Regions from separate parts of the Homo sapiens genome. Here region 2 is linked to region 1. The links are chromatin loops, found by intact Hi-C in ENCODE. Cell type or tissue: Caco-2. All regions are shown on one strand. Each heading gives the region's core, and the rest is flanking DNA. Links, peaks and the distances in the headings are about the cores only. Region 1 overlaps VRTN (vertebrae development associated). Region 2 has its middle 13 kb from the start of SYNDIG1L.

Evidence for each region. Peaks named below come from ENCODE experiments on the same cell type or tissue, not always from the same donor. Only the 100,000 strongest peaks of a DNase experiment are listed, where the experiment ranks them.
Region 2: it touches region 1 in a loop (1.9-fold over the local background); 2 of 110 quality-filtered maps call a loop at or near these places.

The regions. Positions count from the first base shown.
Region 1 is chr14:74,359,776-74,364,167 of GRCh38, reverse strand. It overlaps VRTN (vertebrae development associated), which reads right to left. Exons shown (of 2, transcript NM_018228.3): 2 at 4,160-4,392. Among named protein-coding and RNA genes, the nearest start is that of VRTN, 14 kb to the right of the region's middle. In Caco-2, for the core only: a CTCF peak has its summit at 1,663 (motif pointing left); a DNase peak (open chromatin) is centred at 1,627.
Region 2 is chr14:74,437,043-74,441,434 of GRCh38, reverse strand. It overlaps a transcript of SYNDIG1L not described here. Among named protein-coding and RNA genes, the nearest start is that of SYNDIG1L, 13 kb to the right of the region's middle. In Caco-2, for the core only: no CTCF peak of the experiment used is centred there; DNase peaks (open chromatin) are centred at 2,694, 3,004 and 3,565.

The DNA of each region.
Region 1 (4,392 bases), core at 89-4,088:
GGGTCCTGCTGGGATAGAGGTATGGGAGAGAGAACGTTCTAGGACAACTCTTAGCTTTCTGGACAGTTTAACTAAGAACCTGATGCTGCAGAAACTGGGGTGAAAGATACTCAGAGAAGTGTGTCCCAGGGTAATGGGGGGGATGAGCCCAGATTGGCAGGCAGTGAGAATGAGGCAATGGTGGGACATCCAGGAGTGGCAGTTGGGATATGAGGTGGCTGCTCAGGACCCAGAAGCCACCAGCAATGCCCTGGGGCCTGAGTGCTGGACTCCAGAGAAACATTTGGGGAGCAGCTTATGTTGATCTCCACCAAAATCCTCTTCCTCCAGGGGATAAATGTGGAGATAATTTTTTTAAATTATTCAATGTTTCACTGGATTTTTTTGTGGGGGGAGGTGAAGCTTTTATATTTAAGATTGTTAAATCTTAACATCATCTGAGGTCAGGAGTTCAAGACCAGCCTGACCAACATGGTGAAAACCTGTCTCTACTAAAAACACAAAATTAGCCAGCCATGGTGGTGCACACCTGTAATCCCAGCTACTCAGGAGGCTGAGGCAGGAGAATTGCTTGAACCCAGGAGGCGGAGGTTGCAGTGAGCCAAGACTGTGCCACTGCACTCCAGCCTGGGCAACAAGAGCAAAACTCCGTCTCAAAAAAAAAAAAAAAAAAAAAATTGTTAGAAGAACTTGTTACATTACAAATACACAGAATGTTGGAAGAAGATGCAAAGTTAACCTCACATTTTTTTCTTCCTTTATTCACACATTGTTCATTTCACTGGACTTTCTACACTGCATCAGAGATAGAAAATGGTGAAGAAAAATACAAATAAGTTCAACAGATGTTGATTTCAAAAATCAGCATGAAGTATTCTTAGCAAATACGGTCACCACTTGGTATCCCTGCCTTTCTAAGCAGATTAGAAAGGAAACAGCTTTTCTACACAAGAATAACTTATCCATACTTATGAAACCTTTTCCAAATCTATAAATATTGATATACCATTTTTTATCTTAATTTCTTCCAACAGAAGCTAAAATTTCTGCCTGTGAGTTCAGGGCTCAGGGCTAGCCTCTGGCAAAAACACCTTTCAGTCCTGGGACAGGAGTGTCTTTAACCTAGAGGGTAACCTTGAACGACAGTATCCATGGGTATTGACTTCCTCCTAGAAAACAGGAATCAGACTCCCAGAGGTTCTGAAACTGGGCTTATCTAACACTATGTGCAGGATACTATCCTATAGGCATTACTGTAATCCCATCTTACAGATGGAAAAAGTGAGGCACAGCAAGGTTATGTAACTCATCCGTGTGCATATACTACCTCTCCAATGTCTCAGGTTGGAGTCAGCAGGTGTGAATGGGGCACTGGAATTCACGCTCCTAATAAGTTCCCACGGAGACTGCGATCCAGGTGGTTTTTAGACCCCGCTGTGAGATACTCCTCCAGGCATCAGAGGATTTGCTCTGGTTTGAGAGTTCAGGCAAAAGAGCAAATAGGAGAATCCAGAACCCCGATAAGGGTAGTTCTCAGGAAGTTGCTACCACCCTGGATGGCCAAAGCAGTAAGGCGGATACACCGGGGGTTGGGAAATCAGAGCCGCGTGCGGATTGGGAACCCAGAGAGAGACTTTGTCTGTTGCTGCACCCGATTGCCATCTGCTGGCTATATGTGGCTATTGCAGGCCAGATGGTAACATTCCCAGTCCAACCCCTCCATCAAATGTCAAATGGTTACATTGGTGGTGGGGCTTCAGTGAAGACTCCAGGGCTCAGTACAGAGCCTCAACAATGCCACTTGTGGGAGGGAGAAAAGAATGCAGGGGGAAAGGTCAGTCTGAATGAGGGTTGGTGGGGAGAAATAAGCCGGAGAGGAAAGTAGGGGCCAGAATCAGGTGGGCCTCAAAACAGTTAGGATTTTGTACTGAGGGCCAACGGGAAATCCAGCAGTGAGTCAGACTTTCAGTAGGATCATTCTGGCCTGTCAGGAAGAACTAGGATAGTTTGAGTGGAGGCAGAGTCAGTTTGAAAACTGTTCCAGTATCAAAGATGAGGAACAGATGCTGGTATAGATTAGGGGGTAGCTGTGGGGATGCAGAAAAATGGTCCACAAGAAATATGGAGGAAGGGGGATTATGTCTGATAAAACCAAATCCCAAAGGAAAACAGCAGGAAAGGGATAGAGACCCCATTTCACTCATTCCTTCTTTCAACACATTTTAGCACCTATGATGCCAGGAACGAATCTACCTGCTGGGAACACAGTGGTGTGAGCAAGTCAGGGAAAAGCCCAGATTTTCATGGAGCTTACATTCTGCTGGGGAGGTAGGCAATAATCAAATAAACAAATAAACAAGAGAAACATCAGATGGGAGTAAACACCATGAGAATGAAAACTGTGGTGTGATGGTGACCCTCAGAGATCTGAATGGTAAGAAGTCTGCCATGTAAATATGACAGGGAAAAGCATTCTAGACCATAGCAGCAAATGCAAGGGCCTTTAGAGCAGAAACAAGTGTTCAAGACCAGAGGCAGCTGGTATGGTTGTAGCGTGGTGGGTTAGGGCCAGCATGGAGCAAGAGGCAGAGTCAGGGACAGATTGTCTGGGCTTTGTAAAGCAGCACAAGGAATTCTAGGAGTAAAGGGAAGCCACGGACACATTTTAGGCAGGAAAGTGAAAATCCGATTTCATAAACTCTCTCACTGCTCTATGGAGAATGGGTTGTATAGGGGCCAGGCATGGTGGCTCACGTCTATAATCCCAGCACTTTGAGAGGCCGAGGCAGGCAGATCTCTTGAAGTCAGGAGTTCGAGACCAGTCTGGCCAACATAGTGAAACCCCGTCTCTACTAAAAAGGCTAAAGTTAGCCAGGCATGGTGGCACGTGCCTATAATACCACCTACATGGGTGGCTGAGGCATGAGAATTGCTTGAACTCAGGAGGTGGAGGATGCAGTGAGCTGAGATTGTGCCACTGCATTCCACCCTAGGTGAGAGAGAGAGACTCTGACTCAAAAAATAAATAAATAAAAATAATGGGTTGCAGCACTTTGGGACGCCGAGGTGGGTGAATCACGAGATCAGGAGTTCAAGACCAGCCTGGCCAAGGTGGTGAAACCCCATCTCTACCAAAAATACAAAAATTAGCCAGGCATCATGGCAGGTGCCTGTAATCCCAGCTACTTGGGAGGCTGAGGCAAAGAATTGCTTGAACCTGGGAGGTGGAGGTTGCAGTGAGCCAAGATCACATCACTGCACCCCAGCCTGGGCAACAGAGCGAGACTCTGTCTCAAAAAATCATAAAAATAATGGGTTGTATAGGGGTATAGGGGCAAGAGTGGAAGCAGGGAAGCAGGGAGATGGGGTAGGAAGCTGTGATGTGGGCCAGGAGAGACAATGGCAGTAGAGTGGAGAGAGGGTTCTGGGTATCATTTGGAGTCAGCGTCAATAGGACTTGCTGATGGATTGGATGTGGGGTGAATAAAAAGCAGAGGCAAGAATGACTCCCCAGGAGCACAAGGATGCCAGCCACTGCAGGAAACCCAGACAGAAGAAGGGCCTACGGGAACTTCTTCCCTAATGATTCCTCCCTCACCAAACAGGCAAAGGCCTGGGCTTAAAGCTCCCATTACATCCCTGCTGCTGCTCATTACAGCAGGCTGCCCTCACCCTTGTCCCACCAGACAGAGGGAGCATGCAAATTAGCCACTCTAAGGCTGTGTCCTTAGAGTGTCCCAGTCACAGGACTGGGCCTACCTGCCCGAGCACATTGCAAGGACTAAATAGAATGTCTGGCACAGACTTGACTCCAGGTGCTGGCCTGGCCTCCATGGCCCAGGGCCAGCCTCACAGTGGGCCCCTGTCGAGCCAACCTGTGGTGGCAGCAACCCCTTCCCCACCTGGGAACGCCAGGTTTCTCCCATGGGAGGGAGGGCATTTCCAGGTAGCCAGAGCCCCACCCTTCAGCTGGAAAAGCACCCAAGGTCACTTCTAGATCCAATTCAGAGTCCCCAGAATAACTCTTTTCATCCCCCAAGCTCTAGACCTGAGTGCATCCCATCGAGAAAGAGAAGGTCACTCTTGTCCCCTTAAGCCAAAGGGGAGCATGGGAATGGGCAATCACATCCTGGCAAAACAAATACCAGAGACCAAGCACTGTGGGCACTGCATCACTTTATTTCTTTGGTTTTCAAACGTTACTCTCGAACAAGGCAAATTCAGTCTCCCACCTGCCTGGCCGCTTTGTGATCTCTCACTGAAGATGGGCCTCCAGCTCCGAGAAGACGCTCAGCAGAAAGGTGGAATCCCCAACTGACAGCCAGGCTGGCCGAGGACTGCAGGGTCCCAGCAGGTGGATCAAGCACCCACAAGCAGAGACTCTGGGCCATA
Region 2 (4,392 bases), core at 243-4,242, 77 kb before region 1:
GGGTTAGAACTCCTAGCCCCAAACTCAATGCTTTGCACCCTGAATTCTATATACTCACCCTACCTCCACTGCCAGGGCAGGAGCTCAGTGTCCGAGGGACAAAGTTCAATCTGTCAAAAGCAGTGCTTCCAAACTTTTTTGAGTGTGGTTAATTTGTAATTGGTGAAGCAGTGTGGGCAGGAGAGCAAGAGATCCCTGGATCCACCTATTCCAACTTTCCAGGATTAAAAACAAAACAAAACAAAGCTCAATGTTATCAACTAAGGGCTATCCGACAAGCAAATTTAGGAGGACTCATATATCTATTCTAGCAGTAGCAGTGTGGCTGCTTCTGACTTGAACCATAATAACTTTCTTTGTCCCCGGCAGGCATGGTACTAAACCCATTAACTGCCTTATCTTTTCTTGTTTATACAGTTCCATGAGGGAAGTTCCATGATTAGTCCCACTTTACAGATAAAAAAACTGAGGTTCAGAGACATTGAGATTTATCCAAAATTACAAGGTCCATGAGGGACAGACTGGGGACTTATCTCCAAATGCTCTATGCTCTTAACCACTGTGCTGTGCTTCCTCAAAAACAAACAGCTATATCTATGTGCCTTAAAGCCTAGTAATTAGAAATGTATCCCTTTCACTGCTGTTTGCCTGGTACATTTATCACGTCTTTAAAAAAAAATAGTGTAATAAAAACAAACATGAGGTATTCTATATGTTTAGATATTGAGAGATACTTTTTTTTTTTTCTTTTAGACAGAGTCTCGCTGTGTCCCCCAGGCTGGAGTTCAGTGGCGTGATCTCGGCTTACTGCAAGCTCTGCCTCCCAGGTTCACGCCATTCTCCTGCCTTAGCCTCCCGAGTAGCTGGGACTACAGGCGCCTGCCACCATGCTGGCTAATTTTTTTTTTTTTTTTTTTTATGAGACGGAGTCTCGCTCTGTCGCCCAGGCTGGAGAGCAGTGGCGCGATCTTGGCTCACTGCAAGCTCCACCTCCCCGGGTTCACGCCATTCTCCTGTCTCAGCCTCCCCGGTAGCTGGGACTACAGGCCCCTGCAACCACGCCCGGCTAATTTTTGTATTTTTAGTAGAGACGGGGTTTCACTGTGTTAGCCAGGATGGTCTCGGTCTCCTGACCTCGTGATCCGCCCACCTCGGCCTCCCAGAGTGCTGGGGTTACAGGTGTGAGCCACCGCGCCCGGCCTTAATTTTTTGTATTTTTAGTAGAGACGGGGTTTCACCGTGTTAGCCAGGATGGTCTCAATCTCCTGACCTCGTGATCTGCCCGCATCGGCCTCCCAAAGTGCTGGGATTACAGACGTGAGCCACCGCGCCCAGCCCGAGATGCATTATTAAGGCCAAAAATAATGCCATGGTAGACTATGTGTAATCTCCTATTGTACTGAAAAGTACACATGAACTTCTGGAAGGATATACAATACATAGTTAATCAGTTGGAAGTGGGCTTGGAGAGGCCATAAGCAGGGAGCACCCTTATACCATTGACTTCTCCACTTCATAAGCAATTATTACTTGTATAATTTTTTTTTTTTTTTTTGAGATGGAGTTTCACTCTTGTTGCCCAGGCTGGAGTGTAATGGCACGATCTTGGCTCACCACAACCTCTGCCTCCTGGGTTCAAGCGATTCTCCTGCCTCAGCCTCCCGAGTTGCTGAGATTACAGGCATGCACCACCACGCCCGGCTAATTTTGTATTTTTAGTAGAGACGGGGTTTCTCCAATTGGTCAGGCTGGTCTCGAACTCCCGACCTCAGGTGATCCGCCTGCCTCGGCCTCCCAAAGTGCTGGGATTATAGGCATGAGCCACTGCGCCTGGCCTACTTGAATAATTTTTTAAGCTGAACAATATATTGTAAATGTAAATATACATCATTTCACAGCATAGTTAACTAAAAACCCGCCACAAAGTAAATTGATCCAAGACTAGCAGCAATTTAATTCCCTGTTCACACTCAAGCCAAGACTCATGACAGTGAGACTGTGCAGGCAAGAGAGAAGCAATGCAGGCACTGAGGTCAGACTGATCAGGGCTCAAATCCCCGTTTCCACCACTTACCAGCTTTATGACTTAAGGTGTGTTGTTTAACCTCTGAACCTCCCCAGCCTCCTCCCAGACCCTCAAGAGTCAAGTGAAGGAGAGACAAGTAAGATGTAAAAGTACAACGCTCTGAGTGCTATGGGAGGGAAAATACGAGTTATTACAGGAAGCCAGAGAGGGGGCATCCAGCCCAGGCGGAGGAGTCTGGGAAAAGACACCAAGGAGGAAACCCCCGAGCTGAGCCTTTTTTTTTTTTTTTTTTTTGAGACAGAGTTTCGCTCTTGTCACCCAAGCTAGAGTGCAATGGCACAATCTCGGCTCACTGCAACCTCTGCCTCCCGGGTTCAAGTGATTTTCCTGCCTCAGCCTCCCAAGTAGCTGGGATTACAGGCACGTGCCACCACGCCTGACTAATTTTTTGTATTTTTAGTAGAAACTTGGTTTCATGATATTGGCCAGGCTGGTCTTGAACACCTGACTTCAGAAGAACCTCAGTTTCCTCACCTGCAAAATGGAATAGTACTGCCTTACAAAGCAGTGATAAGGATAAGAGTGCTAATGCATGTCAAGTACTTTGTACAGAACGTGGCAGGTAGTGAGCAGTCACTAGGGCTAGTAGCCATTTTTAGGCACTGATAACAGAACATTCTTCCCCCATTACAGGAATTCCAACTATGCTCATGGTTGGGTGTTAGGAAATGTAAGATTGCCCAGGGTCAAGGGACAGTCAGGCTTCTGAGTAGTAAGAAAAGGGCTAATGGCCTTTTAATTTTTCAGTCTGTGTGTCACCCATGAGGCTTCCAGGATCTGTAGCTATTCCTCAATAATTATTAGCAATTTGACCTGAGGAGAAAGTTTTCTGCCTGTGAACCTTTGAGGGTGGGGTGAGTTTGAGAAATAGATGGCCCAAGCTTTAGTTTCATTCCCATCCATCCCCTGCCGCCAACTCCCTGCCAGGAAATTTACAAGCTTAGAAAGTTTAATCAATCGCAGGAATTTTTACAGGTGAGTTTACCTAAGGTGGAGTTGGAACTGCTGTGAGCTCACAATTCCTTAACCCAAATTCTGAAATCTAAAATACTCTGAAACCAAAAGTTTTTTTGTAAGCCTAAGGAGAACTCATTAAGAGGAAGACCCTGACCTAAACCACCATAAGGTTACTTAACATCTTTATTGATCACACTTAGGATGACTAGTCATACATTTTACTGAAGAGATATTGATGTGCTTGGTTATGTGGTGCTGCCACAGACCTCACCAAGGATTTTATATAGCATACAGTAGGTGCACCATATTTCCTTGTTAAAATCTGAAAAAATCCGAATTCTGGAAAACATCTGGTGCCAAGAGTTTCAGATAATAGTCTGACTGTGAACCTATATTTCTAGACAGGACTTCAGGTTTTCCTTGTCCACATCCCAGCTTCTTTCTATCATTCATCGCAGGGTCATCTGTGGGGGCAGAAGAACGTGGCTAAAGACTCAGAGGTTTGGGGGCCCTATAGTAGGGCTGTCAGCACCATGGATAGCAAAACAGCCCCTGAGCGGCTGCCAAACAAATTTGCTGACATCTTGGACTCAGCTTTTCCTACTAAAGAGAGATTGACACAATGAAGCTTGCCTGAGAAATGCAACCAATTGTTTGCTAATAGTAAAACACAAGGTATAGGGGTGGGAGCTGGGGGATAGTTGATGTGGTCCAGGCAGAGGAAATAAATGTGTTTCTTATCTTTTTCCTCCAGCTGGTTCCAGGCTCTTCTCCTCTGACATTATTAAAAGCCTGGCAGGTACTTTGAATGTTTGTTTCCATCTAGTTTCCTTGCCATTCTAATCTGCAAATACTCTTAGCTAGTTTCCTTTCTTGCATGTTCTGTGTTGTCTAGCCACTAAATTTTCCCAGCCTCACCTGCCTGGCAACCAGGTACATGAGTAAGACCTTGTTAGAAGTGGACAGCAAGTTTCTGCTGGACTTCTTCCAGCCCTGGTCATTCTAACAAAAGAGATGTGAAGTAAGCCACAAGTCTCCACTGTTGTTCATGATCGATTTATCATTAGGTACTTGAGGAGGAAAAGAGGGGCTACAGTGAGGTGGTTTCCTTTACTACTAAGTGAAGTCATGCCCTGCCTCAATGATTTGAGTCCCCTGTCACTGAAATCCATGCCTCAAACAGCAGGCATGAGGTCCCAGGACATCAGAGCTGCAAGGGCCTTAGAGCTTATATGCTGGAGGCAGTAGAGGCAGAATGGTTGCTTTTCTTTATTCAGCAAACATCTATTAAGTGTTTACTTATGTCAGGCATAAGCTAGGTACAAGGGATAGAAATACACCCCCAACCT